2 separate regions of the Mus musculus genome follow, and region 1 is linked to region 2. A link is a loop called in an ENCODE intact Hi-C map of the cell type or tissue named here. Cell type or tissue: left cerebral cortex. All regions are shown on one strand. Links, peaks and the distances in the headings refer to the core of each region. The heading gives the core; the rest is flanking DNA.

Evidence for each region. Peaks named below come from ENCODE experiments on the same cell type or tissue, not always from the same donor. Only the 100,000 strongest peaks of a DNase experiment are listed, where the experiment ranks them.
Region 1: it touches region 2 in a loop (3-fold over the local background); 6 of 42 quality-filtered maps call a loop at or near these places.

Annotation. Positions count from the first base shown.
Region 1 is chr2:130,243,966-130,249,337 of GRCm38, forward strand. Tmc2 (transmembrane channel-like gene family 2) reads left to right here. Exons shown (of 20, transcript NM_138655.1): 14 at 533-661; 15 at 3,950-4,017; 16 at 4,657-4,896. Among named protein-coding and RNA genes, the nearest start is that of Nop56, 28 kb to the right of the region's middle. In left cerebral cortex, for the core only: a CTCF peak has its summit at 3,155 (motif pointing left); a DNase peak (open chromatin) is centred at 3,151.
Region 2 is chr2:130,176,961-130,182,332 of GRCm38, forward strand. It overlaps Snrpb (small nuclear ribonucleoprotein B), which reads right to left and starts at 2,404. Exons shown (of 7, transcript NM_009225.2): 1 at 2,274-2,404; 2 at 55-206. The coding sequence starts at 2,276. In left cerebral cortex, for the core only: a CTCF peak has its summit at 2,382; DNase peaks (open chromatin) are centred at 228, 643, 1,147, 1,836 and 1 more place; H3K4me3 peaks cover 2,984 bases; H3K27ac peaks cover 2,429 bases.

The DNA.
Region 1 (5,372 bases), core at 205-5,204, 67 kb after region 2:
GCCCTATGTAAATGGAGAAAACCTTGTTCTTTTGTTTCTGCTATGTGGCTCTTTGGTTTATTTTCTCTATAAATCAAGAAAAATTATTGATTAGTAGGAAGTATTGGCCAAAGTAACTGATGGTCACATTCAGTCCTAGTGGGGACAATCAGGATATCAGAGCAGATGGGAAAAGCAAAAAATGAGCCCAGAGATTCTGGCAATGATAAGTATGGGGCACTGGTCAATGATAATAAAGCAGGCAATTTGCATACTTGACAGAAAGGCTTCCAATAACTCAGCAAACATGCTATTACTGACTACTCAAAGTTCAGATAGTATTCTGAAGTTATTTAATTAATTAGTGACTTATAGAGTGGAGGTTTAAATTACACTTTCTCCAAAGTCTGAGGTCCTCTCTCTGCCAGGAAGAAGCGGGCCACAGGGATGGATTCAGGTGAATGGGAGGGAGAATTATGTAGCTATGATTGTTTGAGGGAAGTGGGCAAGTTCCCAACTGGCCACTTCTATCTTCCCGTGTTCCTCCCTGCAGGAGTTTATGAGGCTCACCGTGTCTGACATGCTGGTAACATACCTCACCATCTTGGTCGGAGATTTCCTCCGAGCTTGTTTTGTCCGGTTCATGAATCACTGCTGGTGTTGGGACCTCGAGGCTGGTTTTGTAAGCTCTTCCTCCTATGTTCTTCACTAAGGTGCTAGCACCACCCTCTCTGATATTGCTACTCAGATACACTCTTGTGCATTTCATGTCTGAGGATGCTTAAAGCAAGTCACCATTCGGTGAAGTGTTTAATCATATTTACTTAAGAGTCCACTTTGCATTCACCAAAGCAACTCCAGCCTTTGCCACTGTGACCTTCATCCAGAAAATGGAGGCGTGGAGGCTGAGGAGATAGCTCAGTGGTTAAGAGCACTGGCTCTTCTTCCAGAGAACCAGGCTCCATTCATATCACCCACTTGGTAACTCACAACTACTCCAATTTTAAGATATCTAACACTCCGTTCTTGCCTCCCTGGGCATCAGGCACTTGTGTGGTACACAGATATACATGTGGGCAAAACACAATACACATAAAGCACTAAAATAAAAAGAGTTCTTAAATTTTTTTAAAAAGAAAATAGAAGCATTCAGCTTTGGGGAAAGCTTTTTTATATTTTTCAATGCAGAGCGGGCCAATGGAGAACTACCTGACTTCTATGAGAAAGGCCGAAATCTTAAGATACATAAACATTCTAGAAATCTCTGAACAACCACGAACCTGATGCCGTTTCCCTGACTTCTTCTAATTATGCTTTGAGAAGCCTCTCTGACTCTTATCGCCTCCCCGAGACCCCCTCTTCCCCACACTGCCTGGTGAAATGCTCATCTCAAGCACATGCCATTCTCTCACTATGGTGGCTTTCTATGAATTCCGGGAGCCTCAGGCTGGCCCAGTGAGGGCCACAACACCACACTGTTCTTCTCAGTAGTCAAGTTGGGAAAAGGACGTCTCCTTAACTGAGCGTCTGGCGAAAGACTCCACATCTTGATTACTTATGTAGCCCTCACCCTGGCCTGTAGCATGGTGCCTGACACCTATGGGCCACAGTACAGGCTTCTGGCATATGTTTTAAATAATACTATTCAACCCCTCGTCAGCACCAACAAACCCTGTGACTGTGCCTGAGAACAATAGTGAAAGAGTGGTGACCTAAAAAGTGATGACATCTTTGATAGGAAGACAGTGTTGCTGTCTTCAAATTAATTTCTAAGTTCCACAAGATTGCAAAGTTATAGGAAAATCTGCTCAAAAATAAGCATGTGAATGTATAGGAAAGCTCTTTAGAAAGAAACCATCCCTCTAATAGGGTATAATATGAAGCCAGGCTTGGCAGTTGGAAAGATGGTGGTTCAGTGGGTAAGAGCACTTGCTGCATACACAGGACCCACCCCATTCAGATTCCAGCGCCCATGTAGAAAGGCAGACAGGGTCACATGTACACTGTCACCCCAACACTGTGGATTGCTAGGGCTTGCTGACTGCCAGCCTAGCTTCAGCCTCCCTGAAAGCCCTTGTCTCAAAGGAATAAATATGCAACACATGGGTGTGCACATGTGTGCACACGCAAACATCACACTCGCGTATACATACATACAAAAGAAGAAGTCAGAAGATCGGGAACTTAAAGCTAGCTTGGGTTATATAGTGAGACCCTGTTCCAAACAGAGAGAGAATGATGACACTGTAATAACTAAAGCTGGCACTGGAATACACGTCCTTGCTAAAGCAGCAGAATGCAAAGCACAGACACTGATAGAAGCTATGGGGGAAGGCCATTTATCATAAAAATGTTGTTTCAAGTCAGTAAGGAAAAGCATTATCCAAAGATGAGCTGTAGGGGCTGGAAAGATAGCTCGCTGGTAAGAGCACTGGCTACTTTTCCAGAGGACCTGGGTTCCTGGGTTCAATTCCCAGAACCCACATGGTAGCTCACAGCTCTCTGTAACTCCAGTCCCAGGGGATCTGACACCTGCTTCTGGCTTCTGAGGGCATCAGGCCTACACATGTTGTACAGGCATACATGCAGGCAATATAAATAAATAAAATGCTTTTTAAATTACTTTTTCTAAATGAGCTGTAGATGGGGAGAGGACATCTTTCCCTTGGTTATAATCTTAAGTTGCATTTCTGATTAAAACTGATGAAATGTTTCCTTAGGAGCTGAATTCCTTTCCAAAACAGAGAGTCAGGCTTCAGCCTGAAGAGGTAGATACAATTTCAGGTTGTTGTTGTCGTCATCGTTGTCCTCAAAAGCTTCAGGTTTTTTGTTTGTTTTTTGTTTTGGGGGGGGTTTTGTTTTGTTTTGTTTTGTTTTTGTTTTTGTTTTGTTTTTTTGGTTTTTCGAGACAGGGTTTCTCTGTGTAGCCCTGGCTGTCCTAGAACTCACTTTGTAGATCAGGCTGGCCTCGAACTCAGAAATCTGCCTGCCTCTGCCTCCCAAGTGCTGGGATTAAAGGCGTGCACCACCACACCCAGCAGCTTCAGTTTTAATAACTTCAAAACTCTGGGGGCCAAGGAGCCGGCTTAGCAGTTAAGAGCTCTTGCAGGGAACCTGGGTTCAGTTTCCAGCCTATAAAGCTGCTAACAGTGTCCGTTCCAAGGGATCTGATGCCCTCTTGTGGTTTTTTAGGTCACTACACATATGTGGTACACAGACACAGACAAAACATCTATACCCATAAAATAAAAATTAATTAAAACTTCAAAACTTTTCTTTAAAAGTTTAAAACAAAGCCGGGCATGGTGGCGCATGCCTTTAATCCCAGCACTTGGGAGGCAGAGGCGGGCGGATTTCTGAGTTCGAGGCCAGCCTGGTCTACAAAGTGAGTTCCAGGACAGCCAAGGCTACACAGAGAAACCCTGTCTCGAAAAACAAAAACAAACAAACAAAAAAGTTTAAAACAAGGATGGTGATAGAGGTCATTTGGTGGAATACTTGCCCAGCATGCCAAAGGCCATGGGTTCAATCCCCAGCACTGCCTAAGCCAAGTATGGTAGCACACACCTATAATCCCAGCACTTGGGAGGTGTTGGCAAGAGAATCAGAAGTTCTAGCTATATAACAAGCTAGAGGGCATCCTGGGCTACATGAACCCTGTCTATAAACAAACAAACAAACGTATGTATGTCAAAAGCCTATTAAACAGAACCTATTGGGTATGATGCTTTAACCTCAGAGCTTGAGAAGTTGAGACCTAAGGCTCACCATAAGTTTGAGGCCAGCCTGAGCTACATAGTGAAACTATTGAAGATTAACAAACAAACAAACAAAAAAAGCAGGAAGAAAGAAACCCAAGGCAGGCATTTTGGGTGAGTTGTCTTGACTTGACAGGCTCCAGCTGGTGTCACCTAATGATCGCTTGCTCTCTCAGTCCCCCCTTCCCCTCTTGTCCTTCCTTTCTCTCCAGCCCTCATATGCCGAGTTTGATATTAGTGGAAATGTGTTGGGTTTGATCTTCAACCAAGGAATGATCTGGTGAGTTTCCTATTTCCCCTGAGGATCATATGATGGGGGAGTCAAAGAACTGGAGCATCCAACTTCTCTCGGTGAGCCGGGAGGGGCCAGCGAATCACCTCGCCTCTCTCAGCTCCTGCTTTCATCAGAAAGCCAAAGAGCAGGACAGGATGAGAAGCGGAAAAACTAAAGGTAACCAGTGTGTTGCAGAGAAAGTAGGAATGGAGAGAGAAGAGCGGGGGACGGGGTTGGGGGGCAACAGAAGGGCGGAGGAAATGGGGGAGAGGAAAGTGAGAGGGAAGGAAGGAGTTTCCTCCTCCGGAGGCTGCGCAGAGTCTGTAGGATTGTCTGTAAGCCACACCAGCCTGGTGGGGTGCTCCTGGAGGCCAGAGACCATGTGATCTGCCGATAGGAAGCAATGATAAAGTCCTAGCCAGGGTCCCAGCCAGGAGTGCTCAGAGTTATCTCCCTCTCTTGGGGACTGGATGGCTCCAGCCTGATGGCAAATATCTTGGCTAAACAGGAGGCCTCTGCTCTTGGGCCCTTCAGGAAAGTAACTTGACTGCACGCCCCTGATCCACCCATCCGTCCTATCACCTTCTATTAGCCCTCCCTCGCCTGCTACCAGGTCAACCAGGTATCCTGTCTCTGACCTTTCAGGATGGGCTCCTTCTATGCTCCAGGACTGGTGGGCATCAATGTCCTGCGCCTGTTGACCTCCATGTACTTCCAGTGCTGGGCAGTGATGAGCAGCAACGTTCCCCACGAACGTGTGTTTAAAGCCTCCAGATCCAACAACTTCTACATGGGCCTGCTGCTGTTGGTGCTCTTCCTCAGCCTCCTGCCTGTGGCCTACACCGTCATGTCTCTCCCACCCTCGTTTGACTGTGGCCCCTTCAGGTGTGCTCTTTGTTGCTGGGGACAGTTCTTCTCCTGAGGCAGTCTACCCACAGGTCCTGGGTCATGCCAGCCTGTGAGAGGCTCTGGGGCTTTAGGGGAACCACTAAAACCATCCAGTAAGTTTTCTGTAAGGAGGGAGATGCCCCATGTGGTAGCAGGCAGCTACTTGTGGCTATGGAATTCTCAAAATGAAGAACTGGGAAACCTAATTTCTCCTGTTTTTTCATTGTAATTAATTTTTATTTTAATAACCACAGGTGGCTGACTACCATATTAGATGGTACAAGTATAACCTTTTAATAGTAGATAGTCTGATATGATTGTCTTAGCACAGGATAAATCATAGAAGATAGTCTAACCTCCACCCAGATGTGAAACAGGAATAGTTTGTCTTGACTGAGACTCTCAACCGGGTCCCCACACTCTATAGAATTCTGCTAGTACTGAAGGTTGGTTATAAATGAAAGTTCTTTGGG
Region 2 (5,372 bases), core at 120-5,119:
ATCCCATCCACTTCCTCCTCAGTTCCTTCTCCCGCCCAACAGCCCTCTCCTTACTTGATCTTCCTGAACTCATCACAGTCACACAGGATCAAGTTCATGTGCTTGTCAAAGGCTTTGAAGGTCCCGATGAAGATGCGGCCGTCCTGCAGGATGCACCTCATCCTGTAGTCAATGTGCTGCAGCATCTTGCTGCTCTTGCCCACCGTCTGTGAGGAGAACAGGCATCAGGGAGGCTCAGCTCTTCTGCACTCTCTCACTTCTGGCCCTCCCCCAAGTCTTCCACCAGACTAATCTCTCAACAATTTCCAACTGTCTTCCACACAGTCTTTACCTGAGACTCTTCCTATCGCCCAGCTTCAGCCTAGACTTCTGCCAGGTAACCTGCTAGTCTCCCTTCCCTTAAAAAAGTCATCTTCCTCAGACTATAGTGGCTTTGCTTATGTTGTGTCTGTCTCGGGGGACTGTAAGTGTCCACAAATTAACCAAATCCACCCATACTAAATGGCAGACTCAGAGCTATGAACATATAAATCCATCAAAACAACTAAGAACTGGAATTTGACTGGCACCAAAAACCCACTTAAGGAAAAGTGTATTACCAGAAAGTGAATCAAGTCTGAAGCAAGAATGGAGTCCTCAAACCAAGCACTGGTTAGCATGCCTCCAGGGCTTGGTGTAATAGGGTTAACTTTACTGGGCTAGTGTTAATTAGTTTGGATACTTAATACTGATATATAACTTGTTATCCTTAATTTTTAATTAAGGCAACAACAGTTTCTATCCTGGCTTCCAATATAGCTTTGCAAAAATAAAGGGGGAGCCTCTACACATCCCAAGGTAAACAGAAGTACCTGTCTCTCTCAGAAACATGCCCCCCCACCCGCATCTAACTGGCGTTATGCCACCCCCAACCACCCAAGTATCATCTCTGCCAGGAACTGCAAGTGCTGTTCACTCCCGTAAGCATTACCCCATCCTAACCTAAAGATCCAGATTGTGTTTTCTGCTTAATCCCCTTACATAACTGTTCACGGGGATCAGCATACATCGGTCCCTTTGCCTAGTAACAGCTAATATACCTTATTGGATACTCCCTGTATATCCAGGCCCTTGAAAGGGATTGTGTATTTCATTTGATCCTCAAAATTGGACCCAGTGTCATTCATTTTTACTGGTAAAATAGGCTACTCCGGCTGAAGATTATGTAAGGACTTGCCTCAGTCAACTCTTGGAAAAAAAGAAAAAAGAAAAGCAATATCCTGTTTGAGCACCTCGGGTTTCTTCAGCCACGCAACTAGAGTAATCTTTTGGAGAGATTCGAGGTATTTATTACATGTGGTCTGTAGCCAAAACTAAATAAAATTAGGATTTTGAGTACAGAAATTATAACAAACTGAGATTTCAAGCAAAGACCACTTTCCCTGGCTGACCTTTAAGAACTTAAGTTCATTAAGCCTGGGAAAAATCTTGCAGCGATCGTTCACTACCAACAGGATAAAGCAAGACTGGGCCTTCAGCAACCAGACTCCTGGAAAGTTCGTGCCATCGACTGCTTTGCTCTCTCAGTTTTCCAGATTGCTAACCCTCCCTCCCATGGGGGAGCCGGGTGCCCCGAAACAATCATTTGGGAGTCACCTCCTGGAGAAAACGTTCTCGTTCCTCCCACTGCCGTTACTTTTGCCTAACGCTGAGCTACCACTGCGATATTAGTTATATTGTAGCTATATTAGGACTGCCTGGCCAGAAACTGGCCCAAGTGAAGACAGAACTTACTTTAGGGTGCAGCCCCGGCGCCCGACACAGCCCAACATCAAAATACGAGAAGCAAGGTCGCGCGCGCTCTGCTGGCAAACCCTCTCCTCCAGCCTCCCGCTCCCTCCGCTGCTCGACTCCGGTTTCGGGCCGTGACCTCCGCTACTCCTCCGCCTCGCCCGGCGCTGCCCGGTCGGCCCGAGGCCTGCGCCAGCTCCAAAAGCCCGGGCACACACTGACGCCCAAGTTTAAAGCTACGGAGGCCGCGGGGCCGAAACCGCCGTGGCTCCGGGACACGACGTTTGACGGCCGCGCATCGGCCTCTGTACCCCGGTCGGCCTTCCCCTCTACCCGGTCGCAGCCTCACGGCAAGTCCAGGCCTTTGGCGCTGGGATGAAGCGGCTTCCACCCCGACCTCCTCCGCCACGGGCGGCTCGGCTCGGCTCCAGCCCACGGACGCCGCCAGCTACCGCCCCGTTCCGCACCCCCGAGCGCCCTACAGCCAGCCCGCGCCTTCTCACCATGGTGGCGGCTCGGATGGCTCAGATTCCCGCCGGATTCTCTGCCACAGAGGCCTAGTCGCCAGCCAGCCAGCCGCTGGATTCCCGCCGCCGCCGCTAACGGAAATGCTGCCTGCAAAATGCCGCCGCTAGTGAAGCTACTTCCGGTCCGGCCTCGGACCTGGAGTTCCGGTCTCTGGAACGCAATTAGGGGGCGGAGCATTAGCATCAGCTGACGGATTGTGTGGTGGTTTTGTTTTGTTTTGTTTTGTTTTGGGTGGATTTTTCCCCCCCTTTGTTGATTTTATTGGAGTTTTCCTCCTCGTTTTGTTTTGCTTTAGACCGGGTCTCACTGGGTCTTGAGCTTCGGATCCTCCTACCCACCGCGTTCTTAGTACCAGATGCTGGCGTACACCATACTTGGGCGGCAAACATCCTTGGAGGACAGACACCTCCCCAGCTAAAGTCTCCGCTGGAGTGCTTGGTTTACACGCCGATGTCCCAGACCCCACTCCCATCCAGTTCTCACCCAGCGCTCTTGTGAACTCACTCTAGGAAGCCACTTCTCTAGCTTCTCTCTATGTTCTTCCCTCTTTGCATTTGCTTTTGTCTCACCAGGAGCGCTAGACTCGCAGGTATATGCACACCCTCATGCCCTTACCTCCAGGATTTAAACAGAAATGACAGTCCTGGTGAGGACTTTCCTGACCATTCTTTCTAGGAAAAAAAAAAAAAAATGCAACTTTCTCAGGCTCTTCGCGCTTCCTTTTTGCTTGTTTTCAAATATTGATTGCTATCTGACATACTAAACCGTAGTCCCCTTATTATTGGAAGGGCATGCCTTCCCAGACTCGGAGTAACTCCCCAAGTCACAATATGCTAATTTTTTTTCTACATAAGCACGCTTACGATATGCATATCCTTTTCACTTAACGCAAGTGTATTTTGGCACCCTTGAATTGACTTTAAAAACCGGGATTTAAGCAAGACAAATTTTGGGTCGAAGTTTGGATTGATGTCCCCTTCCCGCCTCTCGGAGTCCGGCCTGGCTACAGGAGGTGGCTACTTCAGTCTCTATATCCCCCTCTGGTAGGAATCTCAGCTAGAGTCACCTCCATAGGTATCCTCCCCAGCCCCAGGCTCCAGCTAGCCACCAGAGAAAAACCCCAACTCCTCCCCACCACATCACACCCCCACCCCCACCCATTCCCTTCCTCACCCCTTCCTCCCCTACCCAGTTCCCTCTGTCCATCCACCTCCAATGACTATTTAGTTTCCCATCTGAATGAGATTGGAATCCCCCTTGGGACCAACAGTGGTATGGGATGGAGGCAATGGTGGGGGCGGGGGGGGGGATTTGTAAGGGCGGGATTTGGGAATAGAAGAGGGAGCAAGGGCTATGATCCAGATATAAAGTGAATAAAAGAAAATTATTGAAAAAACAAAACAACAAAAACAAAAACGGGATTTAGTCAGGCAGTGGTGGCCTTTAACACCAGCACTCAGGAGGCAGAGACAGGCTGATCACTGTGAGTTCGAGGCCAGCCTGCTCTACAGAGCTAGTTCCAGGACAGCCAGAGCTACACAGAGAAAACCTATCTTGAAAAACAAAAACAAAACGAAACGAAAACAAAAAGATAACAGGAACTACCTGAACACCAGTGCTGCAGTGTAGGCCCGCCAGTGCAGTGAGATCCTATGAGTACTGAGTGGGTAGCACACACAGCGTGGACACCTGCATGGACACCTTCCCCAAGGGCTGATCTCTGGTTAAGGCCAAGACATAGCATTCTTCCTGCTACTCAAAACAGTGCATGACACAGAACATTAGTTGCTTATTTCTGGAATTTTCATTTAGTATTTTCAAACTGATAGACCAAAGGTACCTGAAACTTGGATAAGAGAGTACTGTATATATTTTTAAGTTATTTTATTGCCCCACTAGCATGTAAGCTCCGATACATTATGGATTTTTCTTTGTAAACTGTTTATTATTTAGAATACTGCTTAGCATAAAGGGCTTAGTAAGTGTTTGTTTAATGAATTAATGAATTAATCTCATTTGGCTCCATTACTCTTTAATCCTTGCCTATATGCCTAGAACTTTCTAATTTATTCCTCTGACCTTGGTTTTTTGTTTTTGTTTTTTTTCTAACTTTTGGTCTTTTATATAAAATCACTTGCTTAATAGCTGCCCAGCAGATAGGCTAAATTTAACATGTTGAAAACTGAATTCTTGGCCTTATTACTCCTCCCTTCCCATCTCAGAAGTTTTGTCAAGTTACGAAAACAAGGAATGGTGCTAAGACTTTGGTACATTGGGTAGATTGTGTAGAACACGCAAAGCCCTGGGTTCGATCCCCAGCACTGTATAAACTGGGCCTGGTAAGCTATGCCTACCATCCTAGCACTCAGACAGTGAGATGGGTACACAAGGAGTTGGAAACCAGGCTGGGCTCCTCAGGCTCCTGTCTCAAAACAAACAAACAAACAAACAACAGAACAGAACAAAGTAATGAGGACATGAAGCATAGTCAGTTCTTTTCTTCAGTTTATAATCTACCTGTCAGGAAACTGTCCATCCCCCACTGTCACCCTACCTTGTTATTGGTTCCACTGCTGTGACTGCTAGTCTTAGCCACCAGCCTCTCTCACTTGGATTACCAAATGAGTCTGTAACTGTTCTCCTGGCTTTACTCTTGTTCTCAGGGCAGCCAGAGGGGTCCTTCTAAATTATCCTGGGATTCTCTCAGGTGATTGCATAGCCTGCCTTCTACCTCCCACTGACTTCCCAGGACTCATGGGAAAATCCAGCCTGTCCTCTCTTTAACCTCATCTCCTTCAGCATCCTGCTCATTCACCAGTCTCCAGTTGCACAGGTCTCTTTGTTGCTTCTCAACCATAGCAAGGGCACGGTACCTCCTCAGAACTCTGCCCTCTTCACACCATTTCTACTTGATATCTCCGTTGTCCCATTTCTGTGAACCTACAGACAGGGACACGAAGGCCCAGCAAGATAAATTAGCATGCCCAAGGTGTCAGAATCAGAATGAAAATATAGGTAGGTACATCTGACAAAGCTGTCTGTTTGTCCCCAGGTTACCCTGTCACCAGCAGATG